3 separate regions of the Homo sapiens genome follow, and regions 1 and 3 are each linked to region 2. Evidence: chromatin loops called from intact Hi-C (ENCODE). Cell type or tissue: endothelial cell of umbilical vein. All regions are shown on one strand. Links, peaks and the distances in the headings refer to the core of each region. The heading gives the core; the rest is flanking DNA. Region 1 has its middle 25 kb from the start of UTP15. Region 2 overlaps ARHGEF28 (Rho guanine nucleotide exchange factor 28). Region 3 overlaps ARHGEF28 (Rho guanine nucleotide exchange factor 28).

Region 1 (10,057 bases), core at 1,837-6,836, 100 kb after region 2:
AATCTACATCTACTCCCACTGGCAGATAAGAATGGGTTAGGCAGGCTGGGTGCGGTGACTTACAGCTGTAATCCCAGCACTTTGGGAGGACACGGCAGGCAGATCACCTGAGGTCAGGAGTTTGAGACCAGCCTGGACAACATGGTGAAACCCCATCTCTACTAAAAGTACAAAAAATTAGCCGGGCATGGTGGCATTATATATCTGCAATCCCAGCTACTAGGGAAGCTGAGGCAGAAGAATCTTTTGAACCTGGGAGGCAGAGGTTGCAGTGAGCCAAGATCAGGCCATTGCACTCCAGCCTGGGCAACAAGAGGGAAACTCCGTCTCAAAAAAAAAGAATGGGTGAGGCAGGTGAGACATAAAATATTTTATTCTAAATGAGTAACAGTAAAAGAAAGTCTGGCTACTGCTTTCAACTTTTTTCCTATAAAGAAATCACTTTTGGCCAGGTGCAGTGGCTCACACCTATAATCCCAGCGCTCTGGGAGATCAAGGCGGGCAGATCACTTGAGGTCAGGAGTTTGAGACCAGTCTGGCCAACATGGTGAAACCCCATCTCTACTAAAAAAAAAAAAAATACAAAAATTAGCCGGGCATGCTGGCACGTGCCTGTAATTCCAGCTACTTGGGAGGCTGAGGCAGGAGAATTGCTTGAACCCGGGAGGCAGAGGTTGCAGTGAGCCGAGGTCACGCCATTGCACTCCAGCCTGGGCAAAGAAGCAAGACTCCATCTAAAAAACAAACAAAAAATTGCTTTTAACTCATGTATTTTTAAGTCGTGTTTTTTAAACATTTTGAACCACTTTATGAATATATTTTTTATATGAGTCCAATACCTCATAACACTGCTTGTAGAAAATTGCCAACTCTCATTAAATTAACACAGTATATAGATATATATGTGTGTGTATATATATATGTGTGTGTGTATATATATATGGAATGTGTGTGTATATATATATGTGTGTATGTGTGTGTGTGTATATATATATATGGAAAGCAGTGGCATGAGATCGGCTCACTGCCACCTCTGCCTCCCAGGTTCAAGCAATTCTCCTCCCGAGTAGCTGCCATTACAGGCACACGCTGCCACCCAATTTTTATATTTTTAGTAGAGATGAGGTTTTGCCATGTTGGCCAGGCTGGTCTTGAACTCCTGATCTCAGGTGATACACCCACCTCGGCCTTCCAAAGTGCTGGGATTACAGGTGTGAGCCACTGCACCTGACCAAATTAACACAGTTTATATTTTTAACTTTCTGCTCAGTTAAGTCATCACATACTCCCACCTGTAGTTAACTACAGTCTCACACAGTAGTTAATTTAAATAAAGGAAAATCTGCCATAATAAATATGTTTCGAGACATAAACAACGTTATTTAAAATGTCTAATATAACACCAATGAGGGAGTGGGAACTGGCATCTTACTTTATGAACAAGTGGTTAGTGGTTATTATCTTATTATATTTTGTTTGTTTGTTTGTTTTTGTTTTTGAGACAGTCTCACTCTGTCACCCAGGCTGGGGTGCAGTGGTGTGATCACAGCTCTCTGCAGCCTCAACCTCCCCAGTCTCAAGTGATCCTCCCACTTCAGCCTCCTGAGTAGCTGGGACTATAGGTGCACACTACCACACCCAGCTAATTTTTTGTTTATTTTTGTAGACATGGGGTTTCGCCATGTTGTTCAGGCTGGTCTCAAACTCCTGGGCTCAAGTGATCTGACTGCCTTGGCCTCCCAAAGTGCTACGGTTACAGGCATGAGCCACCGTGCCCAGCCCAGTATCTTACTTGTATGTACTGCAATTATATCATTTACTTTCAAAATGCTTGTAAGCAGTCAGTCCCAAGTCAGTTATATTCTTTTACGTAAATAATTTATTTAGAAAACATCCTTTATAATAACATAAAAAGAAAACTTTAACTTAACCCTTATCCAAGTGATTCAAATGATGTTAGTAATCAGGTCAACTAAGAAAATACTCCCAACTGGTGCAGGGCAAGTAGACTTTCCATAATCACAAACATGTGAAAAACACAGTAAGTAAGTAAGACACAGTTCATATATCATTGTATTTATTCTCACAACAATCCTGCAAGAGAAGTAATATTTGCCCCATTTGACAGATGTTGAAGATGAGGCCCAGAGAAGCTAGGACTTACCCAAGATTATTATAGCTCTGTTCTTTCCATTAGTCTACATTGTTGAAAAGTTTAATTGAAATAGAATGTTGGGAGATAAAAGATCTCTACATGAAAACTACAAAACACAGATGAAAGAAATTGAAGAGGATACAAACAAATGGAAAAACATCCCGTGCTCATGGATTGAAATAATTAATATAGTTACAATGACCGTACTGCCCAAAGCAATCTACAGATTCAATGCAATCCCTATCAAAACATCAATGTCGTTTTTCACAGAAAAAGAAAACACAATCCTAAAATTTGTATGGAACCAAAGAAGATCATTAATAGCCAATCCTGAGCAAAAAGAACAAAGCTGGAGGCATCACTCTACCTGATTTCAAAACATATTTGTCACAAGGCTATAGTAACCAAAACAGCATGGTATTGGAATAAAAACAGACATGTAGGCCAAAGGAACAAAATACAGAAGCCAGAAAATAACTCTACATATTTACAGCCAACTGATTTTCAACAAAGCTTCCAAGAGTATTTATGGGGGAAATGACATCCTCTTCAATAAGAGGGGCTAGGAAGATTAGATAACCATATACAGATGAATAAAACTGAACCCCTATCTCTCACTACATACAAAATCAACTCAAGACAGATTAAACACTTAAACATAAGACCTGACACTATAAAACTACTAGTAGAAAACATAGGGGAAACATTTCAGGACACTGGCCTAGGCAAAGATTTTATGGCTAAGACCTCAAAAGCACAGGAAACAAAAACAAAAATTGACAAATGGGACTATATTAAACTAAAAAGCAAAGGAAACAATCAACAAAGGGAAGAGATGATCCATTGAATGGGAGAAAATATTTGCAAACTATTCATCCAACAAGGGACTAATATCCAAAATATGCAAGGAACTCAAACAACTCAACAGTAAAATAACAATCATCATCATCATCATCATCATCATCCCAGGAAAAAGTGGACAGAGGACATGAATAAACAGAAGACATACAAATGGGCAGATACGTTAAAAAATGCTCAACATCACTAATCATTAGGGAAATACAAATCAAAACCATATTGACTTATCATCTTTTACCAGTCAGAATGGGCTATTACTGAAAAGATAAGAAATAACAGAGGAGAAAAGGTAACTCATATACACTATTGTGGGAATGTAAATTAGTACAGCTACTACGAAAAACAGTATGAAGATGTCTCAAGAAACTAAAAATAGAACTAACCTACAATCCAGCAATCCCATTGCTGGGCATTTATCCAAAGGAAGAGGAATTTGTATATTAAACAGACACCTGCACTCCGTGTTTATTGCAGTACCATTCACAATAGCAAAGATATGGAATCAAGCTAAGTGATTATCAACAGATGACTGGATAGAGAAAATGTGCTATATATACACAATGGAGTACTATTAGGCCATTAAAAAGAATGAACTCATCATTTGCAGCAACATGCACGGAACTGGAAGTCATTATGTTAAGTGAAATAAGCCAGGCACAGAAAGACAAGTATCACATGAGATAGAGTAGAATGATATATAACAGATGCTGAGAAGGGTGTGTCAGGGGAGAGGATAGGGAGATGAAGAAAGGTTGGTTAATGGGTAAAAACATACAATTAGATAGAAGGAATAAGTTATAATGTTCAATAGCAGAGTGGGGTGACTATAGTTAACAACAATGTATATTTCAAAACAGCTAGAAGAGAAGACTTGAAATGTTCCCGACACATAGAAATGATAAATCCTTGAAGTGATGGATACCAGAAGACCCTGACTTGCTGGGCACAGTGATTCATACCTATAATCCCAGTACTTTGAGAGGCCTCCTGGGGAGGATGGCTTGCAGCCAGGATTTCAAGACCAGCCTAGGCAACATAGCGAGACCTGGTCTCTAAAATAAATAAATACATAATTAACTGGGCATGGTGATGCATACCTGTAGTCCTAGCTACTTGGGAGGCTGAGGTGGAAGGATCACTTGAGCCCGGGAGTTCAGGGCTGCAGTGAGCTATGATCACACCACCGCACCCCAGCCTGGACGACAGTGTGGACCTGGACCCTTTCTCAAAAAAAAAAAAAATTCCCTGACCTGATCATTAAACATTCTATGGGTGCAACAAAATACCACACGCCACCCATAAATATGTACAAAGAGTATATACCAATTTAAAAAAGAAATAGAACCTTGGTTAGATTTTATTTCCACATTTCTGGTATCTATTAATAACTATAATTGAACTTTCAAAGCTACTTTGTCAACACAGTAATAACCAAATATCTTGGGTTTATTCTGTGCCAACTCTGATGACTCTAAAACACCAATTCAGGGGAAGAGCTGGGGAGAAAGCAGGCTTCTTGTGGTTTTTCAAGATAATACTGCCACCTGGTGGACTAATGGTGAACTGAGGTAGGTTGTCTAATGCATGATTTCAATTTTACCTGATTAAAATTCTCAATGGACAAGAAGGGCAGCTTCCAGAAACATCTTTGCTTTGAGTTGTGTCTCAGGCAAAATGATATAATAATAATTTCATGTTGTGCATAGTAACAAAACTGCTGTTTTCATATAAATTGCCAACTAGATCCGATAAGAATTCATTTACTCATTCAACACATATTTACTACCAGCTGTTTATTGTGGATAAAGTCAAAGACACAAAGGTGACTAAGGACTTGCTCTATGTTTCTAGAAAATAAGATGCTATTCCTGTAGTGGTTGAGAATATGTACTCTTGAAGCAGATGCTTGAGTTCAAATCCCAAATCTGCCACTAACCAACTGTGTGACTTTGGACAAGTCACCTAAACTTTCTACGTCACCTCAGTGTCATTATGTGCAGAACTGGACTAATCACAGCTTCTCGTGCAGTTATCAGGTACTCTGTGGAGTGTTAAGTACCGTGTATGCATGAGAAGGAGGTCTCCAGGGTGGACAGCATCCCTTGTAGATGAAGATGAGCAGCAGGGATGAGGCATTACCACACAAAGACTTTGGGGTGGGAAAACAAAGTCTTGTTCTCTGGGGTCAGAATAATCCATGTTGATTTATTCTAGCATACTCCTCAAAACACACACAAACTTAGGCAAAAGCTTGCTCAATGCAGAATTGCTTGTGACTGCAAAAGACTGAAAACTACCTAAATTCCCATGAATAGGGGACTGGTTAAACTGATTATGGCACAGCTGTATAGTAATATAGGAGGCCAGCATAAAAAAGAATGATGTAGAGCTGTCTGTACTGAGATGGATCAACCACTAATACACAATACGTGGAAAACCTGAAATGCAGAACAGAGGTATAGTGTGATCTCATTTGTTTAGAAGTGAGGTTGTGCATGCACATGGTTAAAGATGTGTAGAATATTTGGGGGAGAATATTGTGTGGATTGGCTCTCTTACCTTCTGCTCCATCCTCCTCTGCTCTATCCTCCTTCTAGGATGTCTTCAAAACTGTAGAGCTGGAAAGCTAAAAGCCATAGTTCCCACATTCCTTTCCAGATAATGCCCTGGATGCAAAATTGGGCTCCTCCAATTAGATATACTAACATGATATGAAAGTCAGGAATGAGCGGAAGGCCAGCTTCCTGCTTGTTACTGTCAGCAAGCAAGGAAAGGAGATGGGGAATGAGATGCAATTGTGATGAAGTGACCCAGCTTGCCAGGGTATATCCTCTGGCTTCATGATGGCAGGAGCAGTAGCTTTTTGCTCTCTGGAGCCATGCTCTTGAACAGTGGCTCCATCTGGAGCACTCCCTCCCTCCTATCCCTATTCTTCTAGCCCTTCCAGTGATTTCATAAGGACCTACTTCCTGTATTAAGTCCCGTCTACTTTAGCTTCCTAGAAGATTTCTATTTCTAGGACAACTGAACTTTGATTATTACAGCCGTTTAAGAAACTGGTAAGAGCCTTGTCATGGTTAGTATCATGTGTCAACTCGACTGGGCTAACGGATGCCCAGATAGCCAGTAAAGCATTTACTGGGTGTGTCTGTGAGGATATTTCTGGAATAGATTAGCATTTAAATCAGGGAACTGAGTAAAGATCCCTGAGTAAAGATCTCTCACCAATGTGGGAGTGTAACATCCAGTCTGTTAGGACCTGGATAGAACAATGTGGAGGAAGGACAAATTCACTCTCTCTTCTTCAGCCAGGACATCTATCTTCTTCTATCCTTGGATGCCAAAGCTGCTGGTTCTCGGGCCTTCAGACTTGAACTGAATTATACCACCACCTTTCCTGGTTCTCCACCTTGCAGGTGGCAAATCATGGAACTTCCCGGCTAATATATATATATATAATATATATATATAAAATATATAATATATAATCTGACTATATATATATATATAATCTCCTATTCATTCTGTTTCCCTGAAGAACCATAATATAAGACATTACCTTAGAAGAAAGTGGGCTGAGATCCAGAAGGAATGGAGATTTTTTTTTACTCTATTATATATACTGCTTTGTACTGTCAGAAAATTTTTCTATGTGTGTATTTTTTGAGGCAGTTCTATGCGTACTGATAGGGAACTATAGCTACAGTATGTTATTACTTTTTCCAAACAAAAAAAACAGAGCAACGTGAACAGCATTATATATATTATGCTTCAATTACATTGGGGAAAATCTATATAGAGATATATCTATACCTATTCAGATATATATCTAAAAGTGTATGTTTATAAATGCCTCCAGATAGGATAACTGGGTGACTAGGGGAAAGGATGAGAGAAAGACTTATCACTGTCTACTTTGCACTTTAGAATTTTATGCCCGGTCCATATGTTGTTTATTTAAAACTATATTGTTAACTAAAATGAGAAACTAGTAAGTTTTAAAGGAACAATCCATTTTGGCCAAAGTACATGCATCTTGTTGGGGATTATTGGGATGTAAGACCAAAATAAAAATGTAGGTTGGAGCTTGGCAAGACAAACGAGAGCAAGGAAGATCTCACTATGCTGGCATTTGCTTCTCTCTATCCCTGGAAGCCACTGGGAATGGTCTTTCCATAGTCCCAACTGTGCTGCTCCCTCCCTACTCGACCTCCCCAAAATCTAAGATCTCTCTCAGGGAAAGTCTCAAGCTTTTCAACTCAATCTCCCTCCCTTTCTCTCTCCCTGCCAAGGTAAAGAAAATTATCAAAAGCAAGTATATGTTGAGGGCTGGGCTTTTTAATAAACATTACTGAGTTTCAAAAGCAGAAACTCTCTTCCCCACCTCCCAACTCTCTCTTACCTGGTTCATGTTCAAAAACAAAGTCCACCGTTAGTCACAGTGCTTACATTTCAGTGCATTGACTAAAACATAGACACATTATAATGGAAATAATTCAGGGGATTCCCTCTTTTGATTAGAGAAGGAAGAAGAAGGGAGAGAGGCCTGACGATTCTGCAAGCATTAGGTATTCCTCCAAAAAAGAGGAGGGCAGCCATTGAGGGTGGTAGGGTGTCAGCAAGGAGGCTGAGGAAAACAGAAAGTCTGCAATGGCCACAGTTTGCCTAGAACTCACCCTGCTGTTTCACTGTATCCTCTTCAATCTCAGTTTCAGTGTGCAGCTGCCTGTACTCTATTTAGAGAGGATGTGAGTTAAGCATTTCTAGTTAGAGTGGTGAGAGCTTCCAGGGCATGGTGGTGGCTATCCTCAACATGAGAAGTCTCAAGACATCAGAGGGCTGCTTCATTCCCCAATGTTATCACAGCCCAAGGACCTCAGGGCACACAGCTTATGGCCTAGAAACATCTGTTAAATGAATAAACAGAAGAATGCCAATGTGTGTGTACGAAGTACGTTGCTGCCTCAGCATCACCCAAGACTACTGAGGTGAGGTCCCTCTCCTCCAGCCTGGTCAGGGGAGGTAGCACATGGATGGCAGTCCTAAAAGACCTCTCCTCAGACCCTGAGCTGCTAGAGAAAATGCCTGGGGAGCTGGTGCCAAGCAACAGGGCTGGAAGAATCAAGCCATGGGAAGAGTTTATGAGCAAGAATCAGTGAGAGGAAGAAAACTCAGGGGCAGATCTGGGGCAGTCAGGGCCAGGGAACTAAGTTAGAAACAGATGGGCCAGAGCCAGGAAGGACCAAGCCAGTGGCTGCGTTGGCAGATAAAGTAGCTGCCAGATGAGTACTTCAGACCAGATCAATGAAGTGGACTCAAGTCTCCAGAAAGAAAGAGTTTGCACTTCTCCAAAGGTCCAAGGCTGTCTGGTAGAAACTTCTCCAATTACGGAAATGTTCTGTATCTGTGTTGTCCAATATGGTAGCCACAAGCCACATGTGGCTATTTTCAGCCATCTCAAAGTGTGGCAAAGTGACTAAGGAACTGAATTCTTAATTTTAATTAATTTTAAGATCACTAGAAAACCCTTAGTAGGGCCAGGTACGGTGACTCATGCCTGTAATCCCAGCACTTTGGAAGGCCAAGGTGGGAGGGTCAGTTGAGCTCAGGAGTGGAGACCAGCCTGGGCAATAAAGTGAGACCTCGTCTCTACCAAAAAAAAAAAAAAAATTAGCTGGGAGTGGTGGCGTGGGCCTGTAGTCTTAGCTACTCGGAAGGCTGAGGTGGGAGAATCGCTTAAGCCTGGGAGGTTGAGACTGCAATGAGCCATGATCGCACCACTGCATTCCAGCCTGGGCAATAGAGCAAGACCCTGTCTCAAAAACAACAACAACAAAAGCAAAAACAACAGAAAACCATTAGGAGAAATTGCTCAAGACTTTAACTCTGTACCAAAAGCACAATGACCCAGCAGGAATCCCTGCCTCTATGTTCTCAGGTCAGAGTGGAGAGTGGCTGGATGTTTGAACTGTGTAAACAGATGCAAAAACAGTTGAGGAATAAACATCGACTGAAAAAATAAGTGGCGACAGGCTCTGAATCAGAATCAAGATCTCCAAAAAAACCAAATTTCCAACCGAGGATAACATCATAAGTATTTCAAGCCAAAGACCCTTCTACGTGGAAGCTGCCTGAGCTAAAGCGAAGGATGGAAGGAGGGTTTGGTCGTTTCACCTCCTACATTATCACTTCCATTCAGTTGCCACCATGTCCTTTTAATTCCCCCTGACACTGTGATAGACTGTCTCCAGGGAGTGATGAGATCAAATGTTTCTGAAGACCACTCTAGCCATGATACGGAGGATGGACTGGAGGACTGCTAAGCTGGAGGAGCTGTAAGGCAGGGTGCTGCAGAAGTCCAAAGGAATTGGGGCCACAAAGAGATGGCGATGGGAATGGAAAAACAAAAGGACATCTAGGATGTGGCAGCTGAGGGTTATGTTGAAAACTGCTTGAATATGGGAGGAAGAGAGAGAGCAGAATGAGGATGAGGCTGTCTCAAGCAATGATAAATGGTGCAGGTTGTAAAAACAGACTACGTGAATCCAAATCCTGTTTTGTTGTTGTTGTTGTTTGTTTTTCACTTACAAACTGGGTATCTGGAGTGAACTTAATCTGTTTTCCTGTTTCTGTAGAAGTGATTGCCCCTCTATCACCCGCCACAGCACCTGTGTGGCAGGTGTGAAGAATGGTGCCCAGAATTCTACAAGCTCCTGGGGAGAGCTCACTTCTCTCCCTCCCTCACACCCAGCATCTACCTGAAGATGATCAGGGCTGTCATCATGCCCTCTAACCCTCTTTATGCCAGTTATTGCCACAAGAAGCCAGGAACCCTAGATCATGCCTTATCTCCTAGACTCCATACATCCTCTCTTGTGGTCCCATTTCTATCCTTCTCTAGCTCATAAAACCCTTTGCCTCTGCCCTCTGGGTCTCACAGTCATCAGCAACAACCCTCAGACTCTCAACCTCGTGTTGACATTCTCTCCACGCCTTTGATCTGAGCCTTGGCTCTCTGCTGAGGACACTGTTTCTTCTGCAGCC
Region 2 (10,057 bases), core at 1,610-6,609:
GGTAAGGGGTGGGGTATTTTAACTACAATTTGTTAAGCTGGCTTTCTCTTTCCATTCAATTTCCCCTCGGACACACTCTCCTTCCTGTTGGGTGGCACTGGAATGTCTGAGGGCATTTTCAGGACCTGGATAAGAGGAATCTGAATTGGAAATGTTACGTTTATGGAATTTGCCAGCTTTTTAAGATTTGTTATTTATCGTTATAAATGAATACTCACTTTCAATCTAATTTTATTTTTATAATTGTATTCCTTTTCTGAAAGGGAATCCTTCCAATGGCATAATCTTCAGGCCTCACAAAACCTGCATCTGCCCCTGCCTGTATTTCACTTAGTATTTGAAACTTAAAATCTGTCATGTGAATTAATGCACATACAAATGCACATGGGGCAAGTCACTTAACATCACCATGTTCATCTCCACTGCCAAACGATGTGTGGTTCTGATGAAATGGCTAATGTGTGAAAACATGTTGTAGGGCACCATGAGATGCTCTAATCAACTAAGGTAGTAACTTCATGGTTGCTATGGTTTGAATGTCCCCTCCAGAAACTCATGTTGAAATTTAATCCGCATGTGGTTGTATTGAGAGGTAGGGCCTTTAAGAGGTGATTGGATCATGAGGGCAGAGACCTCATGAATAGGTCAATCTATTCATGATTAATGGGTTATTGTGGGAGGGGGACTGGTGGCTCTGTAAGAAGAGGGAGAGAGACCTGAGCTATCGTGTGAGCACACTCAGCCCCTCAGGTGAGATGGCCTCTGCCATCTCAGGACTCTTCAGAGAGTCCCTACTAGCAAGGCAGCTCTCACTACACGTGCCCCCTCAACTTTGGACTTCCCAGCTTCTAGTTCTATAAGATATACATTTTGTTTCTTATAAATTACCCAGTTTCAGGTATTCTATTATAAGTAATGGAAAACAGATTAACATAATGATTTTTTCAAAGATGCAAATTACAGTAACTATAAGTGCTGGGAGATACTAAGTAAAGAATGCTAAAGAAGGGGGTAAAAAGAGTTCATGTGACATCGTTCACAGATAATCTTTTCTGAGTTAGGAGATTCTTCAGGAACTTCCTGTCTGATAAAGTAAGCTTTTCATTCCCTACAGTTTTAACAAAACTTCCTGTTAAGTTCTAGTTCTCAGCCAGGAATTGTCTACCTCGAAAAGACTTCCTTAATTTTTTATTGCATAATGTTTACATATTCCATATAGTACCTTAAAAATGTTAAGTTTCAAACTCTGAGACATGTTCCCCAAACCTCCAAATTTACTGAAGATTATGATGACAGCACCTTCCTGCTGGACCATCTCTCTATCTCTTCGTGCAGCTGGAATACAAAAACTCAAATGACAGTCCCAGTCCCAAAATAGTGATGGTCACATACCTGCTGGGAAAACTCACAGTACAGAAATAAGCAAACAACAAAATTAAAGAGTGCTCCAGGAGGAGCCTCAACCGCTGTTTATTGAATGGCACTAAATTAGAACTGTGTACTAATTCAACAAATATTTATTATGTAATACATGCCAAGCACTAAACTAGTGTTGGAAAATCAGTGGACAAAAACAATTGTCCACTAGAAGATTATGCCATTGGAAGGATTTCCTTTCAGAAAAGGAATAAAATTATAAAAACAAAATTAGATTGAAAATGAATATTCGTTTATAAAGACAAATTACAAATTTTAATTGAATGTTTGAGTCTCTGTTGTATTGGTGCTTACAATAGAAGGGACACTAAACAAAACAATAACAACAATACTCTCTCAAAATAGAAAATGTCTAGAGGACTATATTAAGGATGTGACATTTGAGCTGAAATCTGGAAAATGAGTAAGAATTCAATTATACAAAGGGGAAGGAAGCAAGAGTATGCTAGGTGAAGACAACCGCACATACAAAGGTCCTGGCCAGGAAGAAGCATGGCATTCACGAAGAACTGAGAGCAGAAGGGTATGGCTGGAGCTTATGGCGTAAAGGGTTTCTGCAGTCCTACATATGTGACCCCAAATCATCTTTAATTATCAACACTTTTGTCAATGGGACCCTCCCCCTAATGACCACAGCCATTGCCTGGAATGCTCCTATAAAGGGTCAGAGAGCAAGCTTGCCTCCCCTCAATGATTCTCCAGAAACTCAATCCACAAACGTTTAGTGAAAGCCTACAGTGCGTTGGGCACTGCACTAGGTATTGCAATGTAATGAAGGGTAACAATCTGCGTTCAGGAGAGGATGCACGGCCAAATGCATAGCTATCCAAGGTCATAACCAACATACCATATTGCATCCCATTCCTACCTTAGTGGCATTCCTGGATATGGAACGAAAACAGCTTGGGTGATGTCCTAGAAATAAGAGAATGAGGAAAGTCCACTAGGGTAGAGAGGACTTGTCTGATTAGAACAGATAAATGATATGGCTGCGAGTTGCGAGATGAATGTAGGGAAATAATACTTGAAAGACATGATAAAGTCTTCACCAGTTCTGAGAAAATGGCAACTCTGAAGAGGCCAGGGGCAATAATCCAAAGGTGAATTAGAACAATGGCTGAGGAGAGAGAGAGGACAGCCATGGCCATCAGCAGGTCTTGATGACTGATCAAGACAGAGGACAAAGGTTGGAGGAATTACAAAAACTCAACTTAAAGCAGGACACCTGGGAGAGTGGTGGGATGGTAACAGAAATCAGGAAGTTGGAAAGAGGAGTTGCTTAGAGGAAAACTTGGAAAACTTTTAAAAAATATAACAGTCTGAACTTAAAGTCAAATCCTGGCTAACTGAGTGATAATAGCAAACAGGCCAGCTGGAAATGGAAGACGAGGCCTGGGCAGAGGTCAAGACGAGAGGGCCCACATGTGGGAGTCTTTCAGGAGGAGTGGTGGTCTAAATAACAAGAATAGATGAGCTCGCGAGAAAAAGAGGGGAAAGCAGAGGGCCCTGGGGAACACCCACACAACAGAGGAGAGGAAAGCACAATAGACAAAGAGATAACTTGAAAAAGAACCAGCAGAGTTCACGAACATTGAAAGTACACTTTTTAAACATAAATCAAATCATGCAACTCCCCCACCAACCTATGGGCATGACCTGGCCCCTCCCACCTCTCTGACCTGTCTCCTCTCCTCTCCCCTCCCTCACAATGCAAGGGCCATGCTGGCCTTTTGTTGTCCCTCAAATACAAAAAGTTCATTTCCACTCCAGGGCCTTCGTGCTTTCTGATCCCTCTACTAGACTGCTCTCCAGGAGATCCCAGAGAGACTAATGACACACACACACAATTCTCTGCCATGTCATAGCCTTGTATTGTCCTAACCCATACTACCATCTGAAATTCTTATTTGTTTATTCGTTTACCTACTTACTTTCTGTCTCCTACTCCCAAGTGCATTCTGCGAGAGCAGGGACGTGAGACCTTGTTTCTCACTCTCTGCTCTTACAGTGCATGGCACTAAATGGGGACTTGAGAAAATAAACACCTTAGATTAAGCAAGAGCAAACTTAGTGACCTTCATAAGATCCGTTTTGATAAAAGTAACAGCATCAAGATATGGAGAGGAAAAGAAGGCAAGAGCTAGAGACACTTATTTAAAACATGCACACCCTCCTCAGGTGTAAGCAGGAGGAACTGCTGAGAAGGTAGTATAGCTAAATCACATCTTCTATAAGGGCTGCCTTTCTGGAATATGGAAATAAAACATTTTACCTGGATCACGTTATTTCTTTTACTGAGGCTTCTCCCAGAGAAAACTCTAACCCATTTCCATCATGCCTAAAATCCTTACTTAGATGGTAAAACATTTTAAAAACTCAAACAGAACAAAAATATCGGCTACTTCAAGTTCTTTATTAAAAATACAGGCTGCACACCACCCAAATTGTGGGAGCTGTCACTGAAATACAGGAAGTGAGGCAGCATCAGACTTTAAGCACACTTGGCACTTACTTACCCACGGACCTGAAACTCACACCCACTAAGAAATTTCTTCAAAGCTGGGTGCTAGGCTGACTCTTCCTGTGGTCTTCTGTAGTTGTATATTCACCTTTGGGCCTTTCCCCAGAAGCTTATCATCTCAGTTGTGACAGTAGGAGGGGGCACCATAAAGTGGCATTGTATTGAGAGAAGAGGGAACTGTTTCTTTCAAAATGTGAAATGGGATGAAGCTAATGGAGGATTTGTAAAATGTTTGTAAGTCAAAGGTTTTGCTAAAGTCTGAGAAGCTTTTCCTCTCTGCTCCTGCCAGAACTACCAAGCAATCTCCTGCAGCAGCTAAGGAGCTTCAGACTTCCCAGGAACTGACATCTCGTGGCTGCTGGCCAGGCTGGGTAAAACAGTTACCATGGTCCTCTCTTTGCTCTATGGCTAGAACTGCTGCTTTGGAATTTGTTTGCCCCCTCAGAAGGAAAACAGGAGACAAGGCAAAGAGATAAAAGCAAGGCCATTCAGAGAGGATAGGAAAAGGTCAAGTTAAGTTAGTAGAAAACAAAAGCCAGCAAAGAAAACCAACTTCAGGGAGCACAGATTAACTGACAATGGCAGAAACACCCCAGCAGGTGGCAATCCTCTGAGATGCACATGCTGCTGTGTTTTAAATAAAGACACAAGTAAAGTTAATATAATTCGCTAAAAACAAATTTGCACAAAGTAAACACGTGATCTAGAAGTTGCATTCAGGCAAAAGCCCTGCCCGATTCCATTGGCTAAGCTAGACTTAGCTGTACTAACCTGTTTTGAAAGACACCCTTACCTACCACCCTCTGACACCTGAGCTAATGAAAATTTCTATTATTTTGAGCTGGGAAGAACTGAATGGAGCAAATGACCATCAATTAATAGGTCTGGCTTCTTGTGAGCAAATGAGCTTCAGAAGGTCAGGGCTTGCCTAGACATAGTTACCAGCAGCATCCTCTAGTGAGATAAAAGAAAAGAGAGACCCTTTAATTTAAGGTCCATGAAGGAGCCCCATTCATGTCAGAAAGCTCAAAGGCAGTTGCAGGACAGGAAAGGATAAAATGGTGCCTTTGAGTACTTGGTCAATGAGGAAATGGAGATGTGGCAGAGCAGTGGGGAAGGTCGTTACCAGTGAAGGTCGGAAAACCCCAGGCTTATTGTGGGATCTGCCACTAACAAATTTTCTGAGTCAAAAAAAATTATTCTTATGACTTCTAATAGAGCATTTTAAAATCCAGAGTGTCAAACCAGCTGAGTTAACTTAGTCAAGCCAGTCAATCTCCCTCTTGGAGACTAATCTCCTCATCAGCAAAGTGAGGGTGCCCAGGCAAAGGTCCCCAAGATGCCCTCATAGACTAATATTTCGAGTTGATGGGCATGAGGCCAGTCATAGGTAGCCCACTGGGGGATGGAGGGCCACCAAGAGAGAAGGGCAGTGTCTGGAGGACAGGATTTCCTTCCACAGGACCCAAAAGCCACAGGGAATCTGCAGGGATCCGGAAGAAGGCCCCTGCTGGGTGACCCCAGAACAAAGCCACCAAGTCACTTACTACCTCAATAAGAAGCTGCTTCCCTGAGCTGGGGAAGAGTCCATCCAGACAACTTGGGCCCTGTCCTCCGGCCCTCCCTGCAGAAGGCTGGGACCAAGGGGAGCATGCTCCACCAAGTATTCATGGAAGCTATACCAACATCCAGAAATTAGAAAAGGCTGAATAGGATAGAGTTTCCCCCACTACCTCTAGACATCAGATTATACCTTCAACACCCACAATGAGCCCAGCAGCAACCAACATTCTTGGGACCAAACACAGCAGGAGACAGTGACTCAGAATAAAAGAATAATATAAACATAAAATGCTAAGGGAATAGCGAAGTATCTTAGATCCAGCTGGAAACAAGCTACTGAAGCAAAAAACTCCCACTGCCCAAATGGTTATACAATTTGCAGCCTCCAGAGAAAAAAGTGATTACACTCTTCTCAGTCAGTGGCTATGATTAACATGTCTGCACAGCACCTCAGAAGGGTGGAAGGGAGCAAGAGCCCACACACACAGTCTCACACATGCACCCTCTGCAGATGTTAAAAAAAATCTCCACGGATTAGTCAAATTCTGACTAATAGATGCTCATATTAGTCAGAATTTGAGAAATGGGAGAAATAAAGGACACTTCTAACCCTTCACCAACTTAATCAACATACAAAATTTAACATCCCTCCTTTCTTTGCACAATGAAAATGAGAACATAATCCCCAGCTACATAATTATCAGTTATTAAAGCTAAAGAAATAGACATTAAATATTTCTGAAAGTTGCTGAATAAAATGTCAACTATTAGATCTCATTTGCAAAGCAATCCACTAAAATTTAAAATATGTATGCCCTTCATCCAGCAATTCTACTCCTAGGAATCTATCCCATAGAGATGAAAGTATCAACATATAAGGACATATGGACAGGATGTCTGGTGAATAATTGTTCATGATTGCCAAGAACTGAAACAAAGTGAATGGCCATCAATAGGGAATGAGCTTGACCCATACCTATTCATTAATTAGAGTGAGTTTGAGCTATGTCTGATGGCTTATAGGAGTTTATACAAAGTATCACTGAGTTGGAAAAGATACAGAAGTCCACATAATATGATCCTTCTACTAAAGCTTGTATATGTATATATGAATACAGAAGAACATGAAAATGTTTGCACTAAGTCCATGGTTCTCAATCTTTAGCACACAGCAGAATCGCTTGAAAGTTTTATTAAAACACAGATTGCTGGGCCCCATCCACAGAGTGTCTGATTCAGTAGGTCCAGCATGAGGTCTGAGAATTTGCATTTCTGGCAAGTTCCTAGGGATGCTGATGCTGCTAAGAACCCCTGCAGGAGATGACTCTAAGGGTTAGCTCAGAGTACAGGAACGGGAATTATAAAATGGGGGTGAGGGGAAATGGGGTCCTGTCCATTATAATAAAAACAGCATTCCCGTATAATTCCTTATGAAATATCATGAGTGTGTGTGTGTGTGTGTGTGTGTACACATTTGCCAAACAAATTTTAGTGTTTACCAAAATACTAATAAAGTTCTCTAAAAAGGAGAATTTCACTGGGCACAGTGGCTCATGCCAATAATCTCATCACTTTAGGAGTCCAAGGTGGGTGGATCTCTTGAGCCCAGAAGTTTGAGACCAGCCTGGGCAACATGGCAAGACCCCATCTCTACAAAAAATACAAAAATTAGCCAGGTGTGGTGGCTCATGCCTCTAGTCCCAGCTACTCTGGGAGCTGAGGCAGGAGGATTGCTTGAACCCAGGAGGTGGAGGCTGCAGTGAGCCAAGATCGCACTACACTCCCCAGCCTGGATGACACGGCGAGAATTTGTCTCAAAAAAAAAAGGTGGAACTTCAACTGATCTTCACTTTCTTTTTAATAATTTTACTTACTATTATATTCTTTATAATAAGCAAGTGTTATTTAATCATTTTAAATAAAGCCATTTTAATTGAGGAAAAATGGAAAAATCTTCGGAACCAACAATTTCTCAAGCAAGACTTTTCTGTTTTATTCACAGCACTAAACTGATATTTCAGAAAGACTAGCATTAATTATACTTTACAAACAGCTTTTGTTTTTGTTGAGATAGGGTATTGCTCTCTCACCCAGGCTGGAGTGCAGTGGTGTGATTACAGCTCACTGCAGCCTTGAACTCCTTGGCTCAAGTGATCCTCCCACCTCAGCCTCCCAAGTAGCTGGGACTATAGGCTTGAGCCACCACACGTGGCTTTTTTTTTTTTTTTTTTTTTTTTTTGTAAAGACAGAGTCTTACAATGTTGACCAGGCTGATCTAGGGAGGACTAAGCAGCCTCTCAAAGTGCTGACATTACAGGTATATGCCACCACACACAGCCAATTATACTTTATACAAAAATAAAATATAATTAATGTAAAAAAAGGAGCTCTTGGATAAATAAGTAGAATAGGTATTTGTTTTATAATTCTCCTTGATTTACAAAATGTAGAGAAAACTCAATATAAAATGTAATCAAAAAGCATTCATTAGCAAAAACACAAATTGGCTTGTAAATGCAAAATCTCTTCCTCTCTCAAAGTTTAATTAAATGCCCAGTAAGCAAAATCTCTCCTCTTAAGCTGTCCTTGCATCGTTTCCTATCTCTTTTTACACACAAACTAGGAAAAAGAAGACTAAGAGCAATAATCTAAAAATAAAATTATCTACTTTCTCACGGCAACGTGAAATCTTAAAATAATTAATTTAAAAATAAAACCAAAATAAAAATATCTTTATAATTTCCAGTACAGAACTTTTAAGCTCCCAAGTGGTGTTAACTGAAGAATTTTCAGCCAGAAAAATAAACACCTTAGGTTCCACTGATTCTAACTTACCCTTTTCCAGGCTTTTGCACTTCTCATTAGCTTCACCACCACAATTCTTTCCAGCTTAAAATACACCTCCTAATACTATTGTACCATTCAGTCTAAAAACTAAGCCTAGACTTCAAACCAGACTGCAGGCCTCTGGTGTTTTTTTTTTTTGTTTTTTCTTTTTCTCCTTGGAATAAACAGACTAGCCTTCCAGTGCTGCTCCTTCAGTTTCTTTTCAAGCACGAATGCAGGAAGCTGCTTAGAGACTAAAAATTGGATTTGCAATGCTCATATATATCCCTAGGTTCCACAAAGTGATATTATAAAGCTCTTGGCTGCCAGTCTTGCCAATTCCTGCTTCTTCTCTGATCTTAGTAGTGTTTCTCTTTTTCTGCAACTGCAACTCAGGGAACTGCCATGGATTCTTTTAAAAATTAGACTAAAGCTGACCATGGTGGCATGTGCCTGTAGTCCCAGCTACTGGGGAGGCTAAGGCAGGAGGCTTGCTAGGGCCCAGGTGGTCGAGGGTGCAGTGAGCTAAGATCATGCCAGTGCACTCCAGCCTGGGCAACAGTGAGGCCCCATCTCAAAATAAATTTAAAAAAATAAATCAAATAAAAATTTAACTGAATCTGTGGCTGAGTTCAGGAATATTACTATATCTCCAAGAAGAAAATAGAGTCTCCTTCCTAAAAATGAGCAAACAGAAATGAGCCAAAAAAATTCTACAGCACAAGAGACAGAGCCAAAGACTGCACCTCCTTCTGAAACAGATTCCTGAAAGGTACAGAAAAACAAAAATTTAATTCTTGCTTTGTGCTCATAATAAAATGTAAAAGATTATCTCTATAAAACTACGTGGGCATAAAAAGGCCAAGATTTGACAAAGCTACATAAAAACTAAAAGTGATAGAATCTAAAATTGTGCTGGCAAGCAAGGAACAAAACAACTTGATGCTACTGAAAACTTAAGTGGAAAACAAAGATAAACATTATTGGCCTGGTGTGATGGCTCACACCTGTAATCCCAGCACTTTGGGAGGCCGAGGTGGGTGGATCACAAGGTCAAGATATCGAGGCCATCCTGGCCAACATGGTGAAATGCCGTCTCTACTAAAAATACAAAAAAATTAGCTGAACGTGGTGGCATGCACCTGTAGTCCCAGCTACTCAGGAGGCTGAGGCAGGAGAATCACTTACCCAGAGGCTGAGGTTGCAGTGAGCCAAGATTGTGCCACTGTGCTCCAGCCTGGAGACAGAGTGAGACTCCATCTCAAAAAAAAGCCTTCCAGAATGCAACCCTCCTCTCTCCCCAAAAAGAAAAAAACAATCCAATCTTTGGATATTAGTTGTTCTGTCTAGAAGGGGAAAACAATAGTGGAAGAAACAATCTTTAAAAAGAAAAATAAAAAATGTTCTTTATCAATCCAAGCAAAATGCATGGGGAATTTAAGAAAATATTTACATCCATAGATTTTTCTATAGGTATAAAGATGTCTATCATCTTCAGGAAAGATTCTCTAAAGTGACCCGACAAATAGAGACAAAGAAGAATTTTAGCCATAAAAATGTTATAAGAATTCCATCAAAACAGGTTATAAGCAAAGGAATAAAAAATCACCTATAAGACCTATCTGAATGAGGTGCCCTTTTTTGAGAGGTGGGTAGAAATTGGGGAATAATTTCAATCAATTTTTTTCCTTCCTGATTATTGTTCCACTT
Region 3 (10,057 bases), core at 3,115-8,114, 99 kb before region 2:
TGCTGGGATTCCATGCATGAGCCACCACGCCTGGCCAGATCCTATTTCTTAATCACGTTTAGTGCCATTTACTTGAGCCAAGTAGACCCTTTTTTTCTTATTTTTGGTATTGACCCATTTCATTTCATCTACCTTCTTTTCTTCTGTTTCCTTCAAATGCTTTGCCATTTTTCCCCATCCTACCTGCCTAGAATATGAAGGAGTCCCACTCTGCACTATGATAGCAACAGAAGCAGATCTTAGCCCTTCAACTGATGATTCTCCCCTTCGACAAAATGCCGACCCCTTACAGCATCTGCAGAGAATGGGGCCATAAGTCCTGCATTAGACATAGATGTCAGCTCCTTGCGGAGCTGGTTCTGGGGCACCGGCTTGGATGAGCTTGCCAGTTGTTACTCACCCAAGACATTTCTCCAACCATCATTTTCAGCTTATAAACTAATGGTAAGTGTTAATTCTTGATGCCCTGAAAGGTCAATAAAACATTACAAAGGATGGGTACAAAAAAAAATGGAAAGAATGAATAAGACCTACTATTTGATAGCACAATAGAGTGACTATACTCAACCTAATCTGTACATTTTAAAATAACTTAAAGAGTGTAACTGGATTGTTTGTAAACTCAAAAGATACATACTTGAAGGGATGGATACTCCATTCCCCATGATGTGCTTATTTCATATTGCATGCCTGTACCAAAACATCTCACGTACCCTAAAAATATATACATCTCCAATGTACCACAACAACTTAAAAAAAATAGAAAACAATAAATGCATAAAACACTTCTAGAAGGAGAAAGAAAACACCACCACAAAGGGAACTTACTCTGTTCTGCCCTGTCCAATACAATAAAATTAGATAATTAAAAATCCGATTCCTCAGTCACATGTCACATGCTCAATAGACGTAGGTGGCCACAGGCTACTACACTGGATAGAACAGCTATAAAATGTGTCCATCAGCACAGAGGGTGCCACTGGAACAGCACTTGTGTCACTGATGAGGCCACATCCACACCACACAATTCTGAATAATACAAGTCAGCAAAGACTTACATATCTATTTATCAGCATTTATCATGTGTTTATCCCACACCATTTATCAGCATTTCCTCAGAGACTGGGCAGAATAAAGCACTTATAAAATAACAAAAGAGGCCAGATGTGGTGCCTCATGACTGTAATCCCAGCACTTTAGGAGGCCGAGGCTGGCAGATCACTTGAGGTCAGGAGTTTGAAGGCGAAACCCCGACTCTACTAAAAATACAAAAATTACCTGGGCATGGTGATGGGTGCCTGTAATCCCAGCTACTCGGCAGGCTGAGGCAGGGGAATTGCTTGAACCCAGGAGGCAGAAGTTGCAGTGAGCCAAGATGGCGCCACTGCATGCCAGCCTGGCTAACAGAGCAAAACTCCATCTCAAAAAATAAAAAATAACAGATAACAAATAACAAAAGAGTGTTGAAGTGGCCTCCAGGGAGAGCCCATTTCCTATTCCAGACTGTGTCTGACCATCTGACTATTGCTCACAGCTTGCTGTCCCCTTCTCTCTCAGGTTCTTTGAAAATCTGTTATAATTTCCTTTGCAAAAACTCAGGGGACTTTATTAATTCAAAAAGTTTAAATGAACCAAAAAGAAAATGCTAGCACAACAAACACTCATCATGGTCCTTTTCATAAATCACTGGACTAAAGTTGTGCTCATTTATCTTTCTCAAATCCTTCACAGACTTAATGATGTTACTGACAAAACACTCAGACGAGGTCAGACTACTACAATTTCCGTAGCACATGCTTCTTGCTCACAAGTTTACAAGTTTGAAACTAGAGTGAGTTTTTAAAACCTGAAATTAAGATCGTCTCAGTGTTTAATACTTTTAGTAGCCTACCTCCCTCCCCCAGCAATTCATCTTAGCAAACATTCTTCAAAGCTAACATTCCCAGGAGCATGATGCAATTTGTAGCTGAGACATCCTGTGTGCGTGAGTAACAGCAATGGCCCTGACATCAGTGGCCCACAACAGCCATCTATACAGAGATGTTTGCTCTCTTTTTGCCTTCCTCTTCCCCTCTTCTGTAAGTAAATCATTACTCTTACCTTAAATAGCAAAAATATTAAGGACGTGTATATTGCTTAGTGTGGGTCTAAATTTCTGTTCCAATTTCAGTAGGGCCACATGCAGCAAGATCCTGGAAACCACCTCTGGCATGTGGCCAAGCTACTAGCAACACCATCAACCAACACCAAGGGTGCTTCCTCCTTGCTCTGCTCTACACAGCATGATTTCCGAATGGTTGTAACTGCTCTGTCGTGTGTTGGCACAGCATACCAACCACACTCCCTCAGCCTCCAGGGAGCCCCATGCACGTGTAGGCTCACGGTGACCCCGTGGGTTACCCACCTTCTCCATTAATCTCACTCTGAGCATTGATTTAGCTTTTCCTGATTTCACATCAGCTTGAGCCCTCAGTCACTACCATCAGCAACACCTCACCCCTTGCAACTTCTAAGACTGTCCTGCCCATGTGTGCCTTCCAGGTGTGTGAGATGCCTCAGCTTCACAGAACCAGAGGAAACCAACTGGAGTGGTTCGTGCTCATCTGCCTCTCACTTGTCAGCCCCAGAGGTCTTCACAGACATCCAGGTGCCCAAACTCAGCCTCTGCTGATAGCTCAGCCTGTATCTTCAAACACCCCATTAGCTTCATTATGCTCTATTCACCTCTAAGTAACTCAAGAGATAGGGCTGGGGTCCAAATTAGCCTTGAAGAAATAGAGAGTACCTGGGAGGAGATTTAGGAAGGGGTCCTCAGGGAGTTGTGAAACAGAATATTGTAATCAGATGAGAATTCCCAGGTCAGAGGGAGGAAATACCTCTACCTTGCCAAGGGTGGAGGAACACCTGGTTCCTCTGAAAGGACACTCACATCAGACTCAAATCCCAGAACAAACATCTGGTCTTTTCCTGAGCTCAGCAGTGTAGATCACATAGGCTCAGCTCCAAGGGGACCCCACTGGGCATCAAAATGGGATTTTGGTAAGCTTGGAGATTCTAGGGCCAGGTGGAATGAAGTTATGAGTCTCGGTTCCACCATCTACTCTCCACCAGTGCTTCAACTGCTTCACCTGAACCTGAGACTGGTAGTGCCTACTTCACAGAAATAACAAGGGAACATATGACAAGTCCAGAGCCAGCTTCTGGCTCAGAGTAAAACTGTTCAGGAAAAGCTTTGATTGCCTTGTTTTTTAGATTGTAAATGGAGTCTCAACCTCTAGAGTCATAGTATTACAAATGATCCTACAAATAAAATTTATCTGGATGCGTTTCAGGAAATAGATAAGGTTACCAGGAAGGAATATTTTATGTTAAAATTTACTTGCTTCTTGTCCACTCTAAACCTGGATCTGGGATGCCCCTACGAGTATAGGTAAAAGCGTTATTTCATACCCAAATCTAGGCTGTGCTGGTCTTCATGTTCATTGTGTTGAACCACCAGGCTTTTGACACGCTGGAAGAGATAAAGTCAGGTGGATTTTTAAAAAATTACATATATGCTACACTAATGTTTATTTTTGTGAACTAGAAAAACAACCTTGGAAAGCATCAATGAAAACATGTTACAAGTATCATCACATGTAAACAGAAAACTAGTCTTATACTTAATATTATTTAACAGCTAAAAGTGAGTAATGAATCTATCCCAAGCTGAAACACACCTGAAAGCTGTACACAGGTTATTTTATTCTCAGAGGACATCTCCCACATTTACTCTTGTAATCACATTGTTGTCAAATATCTATAAACATCAAACTTCAAGTAGAAATTTGTTTTGCAGAATGTATTCAATCATCTTGCATATACAACTACAACTCAGAAAGATAGCTAGGTTTGGTTATAAAGAATAGGGATTAAGAATTTGATAAAGAAAATGGGGCTGGGCACGGTGGCTCATGCCTGTAATCCCAGCACTTGGGGAGACCGAGGCGGGCAGATCACCTGAGGTCACGAGTTCGAGACCACCTTGGCCAACATGGCAAAACCCCATCTCTACTAGAAATACAAAAATTAGCCAGACGTGGTGGTGGGCGCCTATAGTCCCAGCTACTCAGGAGGGTGAGGCAGGAGAATCATTTGAACCCAGGAGGCAGAAGTTGCAGTGAGCCAAGATCGTGCCACTGTACTCCAGCCTGGGTGACAGAGCGAGGCTCCATCTCAAAAAAAAAAAAAAAAGAAAGAAAAAGAAAACAGAATTTCACATTATTCTGAAAGTGACTTGGGGCACATCCTTTTTTTAGTGTTTTTTAAACATTTTTATTACCACTAAATCTTCATTTCTACTTTATGGAAAGACGTGCAAAGAAAGAAGCAGGGAGTCATTCATTACCTTTATATCTTCCTTTTCAGCTGCTGATCTGCTGGACACTGAATTCTTAATCTCTGCAAAAGAAATAATTATCAGGATCTGCTGATGGGAGCTTTTGTTAAGAAGAACAACAACTACTAGCTGACAAGTGTAAATGAGTTGCCCAGGAGCCTTCTGCACAGAGATAGGTTTTTAGATTAGGCCTCTTAAAAATCAGCTCTCCACAGAGCAGAGTGTCTAATAACCCGACTGTCCATACTCTGGTATTATCTGTGTGGACTAAGATGGAAACAAGCCCAGGAGCTCTCACAGGAAATCCTGAAGGGGAAAAAATTATCATTAAATAAATAAATGCCCTTGATTCCAAAGGAAGGCTGCTCACTACCGCAAGTTCTTCAAAATAGCAGATTGTAAGGACGTGACTCGTACCCACCTGAGGAAATCCCACATGTCTATTTCCTCAAATACCACAGATTTCAATATGTTTTAAAAGAGCGTAATTCATTATATAAGAGGTCTGGCTTTTCCTTACACATCACTGAAGGTCAAGAACACCAGCATAGCCCTCAGCTCCAACCTCAGCCCCGGGCACACCGGGTGTCCTCTTTCTGAATAAAGGGTTTCCTGGAAACAGTAGTGGTCAGGATGTACTGGGATGAAGAAAAAAAAAAAAAAAAGGTTCACCCAAGGCAGCATTTTTATCTGTGGTTTAATTGATTGGTTCTGTTCCCAAATACTCAGTTGCCCTTAAACAAGAGCCGCTATTGTCGAAATAACCACCAAGAACAGGTTTGGGCCTGGGGAAAATTAAAGCACTCGATATCCCTAGCAAGGACATATGACTGAAAGTCTCTACCCCAGATTTGCATTAACATACAACATTGTGGGGTCTCACTCCTTTTCTGGAATCTCCACATCCCTTCCCCCACAGCCCTGCTTTATGCTAATCCTGGGGAAACGCCTGAAGTTTTCCAGCAGGTTCATTACCTAGACCTTCCCTATTCCGTTTTGTCACTCCTATTAATTTATCTAATGCCCCAAATCTGCAGGTGGATTTATTCAAGCTCTTCTCACTTCTGGGCAACAATGCTAGGAGTTATCATCCATGTTTATGCTTAGAAAATGTATAAGGTATTCATTTATATGGCTCTACATGACAAATCATAATAAAGATGACAAATTACAAGGATGGAGCTATAAGTAATAAGATCAGGATGGAGCAGAGAAACCAACAATCCTTGTCTTGTGTTTCTAAAAATCTGGACAACAATAACTTTGAATTTGCTTTGCAGAAAGCAAGTAATACTACATTTGCATGCCACAATAGTATATTGCTCTTGAATTTATAATGCATATTAGCTTCTATGATTAAACCAACAAGGAAATAACCAGCGAACAAAGTAATAACCCCAATTTTGTGTGGTCATGTCAACTGATCTCAGCAGGGAATGAGGACAAGATCATAGTGGACACCCAGCCCAGGCAGCTTGTGTACACAGCATCCCTGCCGGCCTTTAAATGCACATCCCACAGAAGGCCTCCAGGTGGCAGCAGAGTAACATTGCCAGAGGTAGGAATGTCAAAATGGGCTAATTTCACCCTTCAAGGACCTGCTTTCAAGTGCCAAAGTCCAAAACACATAGTTAAAATTAGCATTTTTGTCCCACTACATAGATGCAGAAAATTGATGTGAAGCACCTACCATGGTATTTGGCACATTATAAGTGTACAGTAGGGATTTGGTTTGGTTTTGAAACTCATATACTCAAACACTAAAAATTGGGATAAGTAGGAAAGAAACCACAAAGGCGTTAAAAAAAAAAAAAAAAAAAAGAAGGGAAGGATAACCTGGACCAGAGTTTCAACAGACACATCTGCACAGACATCAAGAGTCACACCCTTTTACTTTGCCTGTTTTAGGACATTCATTCCTTTAAAGTCATCTCAGCCATAAACTCTTAAATGATCATTATATTGCATTCCTAAAGAATTCTGTACATACAGCATTTATTCGGAAGAACAGTACACATTTTATCCAGATTGCTAATGGAAAAGGCAATCTCATCTGTTAGTGAAGTTTGCAGTTACAGAGGATGTGTTCACACCTGGTAGTGCATTTAGGTTCCAGCTTCCTTTCCCTTCTCAAAAGGCCAGTGAACTAGTTTTTATAGCTTGCCATGCCTACGTTTTTCCGTGTAGTCCAGTGCAATTTTTTTCACTTCAGAACAAGTACCACAAACTATATTAAAATATATGTCTTCATTAAAAATTGTACCTCATCATTTAAAAAATAACTTAAATGTAGAAAGTCTTTATCCAAAAATCATTTAAAAATATTAGTGATACTGTGCTGATTCCAGATAATAATGTATCTTTAATTAACCTAGAACTAAACAGAACCATATCTTAGAGCTTTCAAAGAATTTGGCATTCATTCTAATGGATTAATTAAATTGCTCTAGGAGAGTTTCTGTTAAATTAGTAGGATCCTTTTACACTAACCCACTGTACCACCAATTACACAGTGCAATCAAACCACTCATTGCTATAGCAACCTTTAGCAGATAATGGTATCAGTAACTCTACCTATTCTGTTTTAAAGGCCTATTAATCTTGCCCTCAAGCCCACCCAGAAGTAAGGATTACTCCTCTAAATCAGACTTGCCAAACTTGATAAACATGGTTTTTGTTATTGCCAAACTATAATGGAACAAGAGATAATCTCTAAGACTTATGTTTACTAGTGACACTGCACCAGTGAACAGGGTTAAGTCGCTGTAAGATTCATGCCAGTGTCTCATTAAGAAACAGATTCGCCTAAAAAACTCACCTCTATGCACATGTCTTACTGTCTTATTTTGCAAATGAGACCACAGAGTCTAGACTTAAGCAAATAAAAAAGCTTACAACCAAAAACACAGGATGCTCAGTATTCTGATTTTAATCACCATTTGGATGTGGCAGAAGAATCGTGGTCAGACGCAGCCAGACCACCAGTGTTGTCTTGTTAACAACCAAGTCCACCACTGGCTTACATCTACAGGGTAGTGTCAAAAGCACAGGTGGAAAACCAGGATCATGCTCTCAGTTTGCTCTGCCTGCCCCCACAAATGTCAGAAAAACACCCTGATGGTAGTGTTCATAGCAGCCTCTGTGCCTCTCTGGCATACATGGTGGGTAGTTCATAGTCTTTGAATGAATCTTTTTTTCTCAATAGGCTGTAAATTCTGGGAGAGCTGGGACCAGATCGATTTCCGCTCAACCCTTGTATCCCCAGCACCAAGCTGGGTGCTTTGCACTTAACAGGTGCTGAATAAATGCTTCTCATCTCCACCTACATCTGGTGGCCCAAAATATACATAGCTGACAAGATGTGGTGGATGGTTAGACAAGCTGTGGATCAGGACAGAGAAGGAAAAGTTGTTTACTTTTTAGAATTAACTAATTGAAACACTTCCAATACTGGCGCTATTTTATCACAACTTCTGAACTGCCAGATTCATAGACAGATGAATCCTTTTCTCCTTACTTCCTCCCACCCTTCCAGCTCTGTAAGTCCAAAAGCCAACCCTTTTCCTCTCCACTTAGTAAGTATTGCTGTTTCACTACTAACTACTGCACCTGCATGTGTTGCTACAATGTTTTATCCTAGTGTACAAATTCAATTCACAATGGCCAGAGAATTAAAATGGCAAAGGCACTTGAGAGACTACTTGCCACTCTTAATTCAGAGACTGTTGTCACACTTTGAAAGTTTGTTTCAATATCCCAGTTATTCCTTTTTTTTTTTTTTTCCTAAAAGTGGGACTACTAATAAGAACTTTCATTTTGCCTGCTCGGTATAAATATGGACTGGGAGCAACAATGAGGCACTTATTTACAGAAATATCAAAATGAGACTTATCAGTGAGTGAGAGCCCAACATTCCACTCAATTCAACAAGCTCCACTGGTCCCTACTGAGCAGCAGCTGGGGAGAAGAAACCAAGATGGAAGAAATCCTTGGCCTCAAGCAACTCCAAAATGTGCTCCTTGGCATATCATTTTTATATTTCTATTCTATATTGTTTCAGAAAGAATTTAAGACATCTTCTTTAAAATACAGGTTTTTTTTCATTTAAATTACTTGTGTTTCTTTTTTTAAAGACAAAAGTAATTATTTAAGACAGTGGAGAAGTCCCTCCTCTTACACAGTTTTTTTTGTCTGGAGGTTAACATATGATCCAATTCTGGCCAGAGTCTTAATAGAAACTTTCCTGGCACCTCTCCAAAAAAGGCTTCTATCACTAATAGAAAAAAAAAAAGTTGCAGGGCAAAAGGATCTTTTTCCATTGCTCTTTTTGTCTGAATAGAGTTCAATGAAGAAATGATTTTGGAGCCACAGTAGCCCTCTTGCAACACCAGACTGCTGCAGGCCATTCTCCATGGTGTGCCTACTCTTACTGTGAAAACTTTTCTACCGGATTATCTTTTGAAGGATGGTTTTGTGGCCAACAGTCTTGAAACCGAGAAATAGTGTTTCCCCTGGGGATGAAGGCAGATTTGTTTTCAGACCAGGGTAGTAAAGATAACAGCCTCTTCCAGTGCAAGGGTTGGGCAGGCTTGCTAGCAGTCTCCTTATAAGATTTGGGATTTCTTAGTTTGGGGTTCCTCAGCTGTGACACAAACTGAGTGTGTGTGCAGCATCTATCTGAGCTGCTCACAAGGCTCCTGGGGGACTTGCTGGGCAAGGAGAACCAATGTGAACATGAAGCCCATGCTGCAATAAAGTCTTTTGTATCAAAAAAATAAATAAAATAAATAAAAACTTGGAAAAAAAACTAAACAAAAAAATCAATATAACTACCATTAAATGTTGGTATATACTCCCCCATATATGTTTTTATGACAGCTTTATTAAGGTATAATTCATATACTATACAATTCACCCATTTAGAGTATACACTTCAATGGGTTTTAGTATATTGAGTTCTGCAACCATCACCATAATCAATTTTAGGATATTTTCATCACTCCAATGAGAAAACCCCACACGCATTAGCAATCGCTCCACATTTCTCCCCAACCACCTCACCATCCTCCTTCCACACCCCAGCCCAAGGCAACCACTAATCTATTTTCAGTCTCAACAGAATTGCCTATTCTGGATATTTCATATAAATTGAATTGCACAATATGTAGTCTTTTGAAACTGGATTCATGTAGCATAATGTTTTCAAGATTCACCCATGCCGTAGCATGTATTAGTACTTCATTCCTCTTTACTGCCAAATAGTATTCCATTAGATAGATAGGTAGATAGATAGATAGGAGGTATCTACTTTGTTTTGTTTATCTATTCCTCAGCTGATGGATATCTGAGTTGTTTCCACTTTTTGTCTATTATTAATAATGCTGCAATGAACATTCTTTCAAGTAAAAGTTTTTGTGTAGATACATGTTTTCATTACTCTTAAGTATATGCCTAGGAGTATAATTGTTGAATCATATAACTCCATGTTTGATAAATTTTTATGATACAGATTTTTACATCTCCTGAACCCCCACCCCTGCCCACCATAGAAATCTCTAAAGCAAAGAATTCAATTATGGAGAGAAAGTATCCTCAGCCCCAAAATTTGGTTGCAATTATCAATTACACAGAAGCTCTAAATCATTATACAGTTGATCCTTAAACAAGACGGGTTTGAAC

Evidence for each region. A loop is a pair of places that touch in the nucleus more often than their neighbours do. Peaks named below come from ENCODE experiments on the same cell type or tissue, not always from the same donor. Only the 100,000 strongest peaks of a DNase experiment are listed, where the experiment ranks them.
Region 1: it touches region 2 in a loop (9-fold over the local background); 24 of 110 quality-filtered maps call a loop at or near these places.
Region 3: a loop joins it to region 2, with 4 times the contacts of the local background. A loop is called at or near these places in 10 of 110 quality-filtered maps.

Annotation. Positions count from the first base shown.
Region 1 is chr5:73,585,795-73,595,851 of GRCh38, reverse strand. No RefSeq gene overlaps it. Among named protein-coding and RNA genes, the nearest start is that of UTP15, 25 kb to the right of the region's middle. In endothelial cell of umbilical vein, for the core only: a CTCF peak has its summit at 4,555 (motif pointing left); a DNase peak (open chromatin) is centred at 4,531; H3K27ac peaks cover 299 bases.
Region 2 is chr5:73,688,229-73,698,285 of GRCh38, reverse strand. All of the region lies in intron 2 of ARHGEF28 (Rho guanine nucleotide exchange factor 28), which reads right to left. Among named protein-coding and RNA genes, the nearest start is that of ARHGEF28, 67 kb to the right of the region's middle. RefSeq lists an enhancer at 4,180-4,804. In endothelial cell of umbilical vein, for the core only: a CTCF peak has its summit at 4,566 (motif pointing right); DNase peaks (open chromatin) are centred at 4,465 and 5,875; H3K27ac peaks cover 1,405 bases.
Region 3 is chr5:73,788,785-73,798,841 of GRCh38, reverse strand. ARHGEF28 (Rho guanine nucleotide exchange factor 28) reads right to left here. Exons shown (of 36, transcript NM_001177693.2): 8 at 4,388-4,440; 9 at 3,451-3,511. Among named protein-coding and RNA genes, the nearest start is that of ARHGEF28, 170 kb to the right of the region's middle. RefSeq lists an enhancer at 1,602-2,801. In endothelial cell of umbilical vein, for the core only: a CTCF peak has its summit at 5,927 (motif pointing right); DNase peaks (open chromatin) are centred at 4,801 and 5,941; H3K27ac peaks cover 1,167 bases.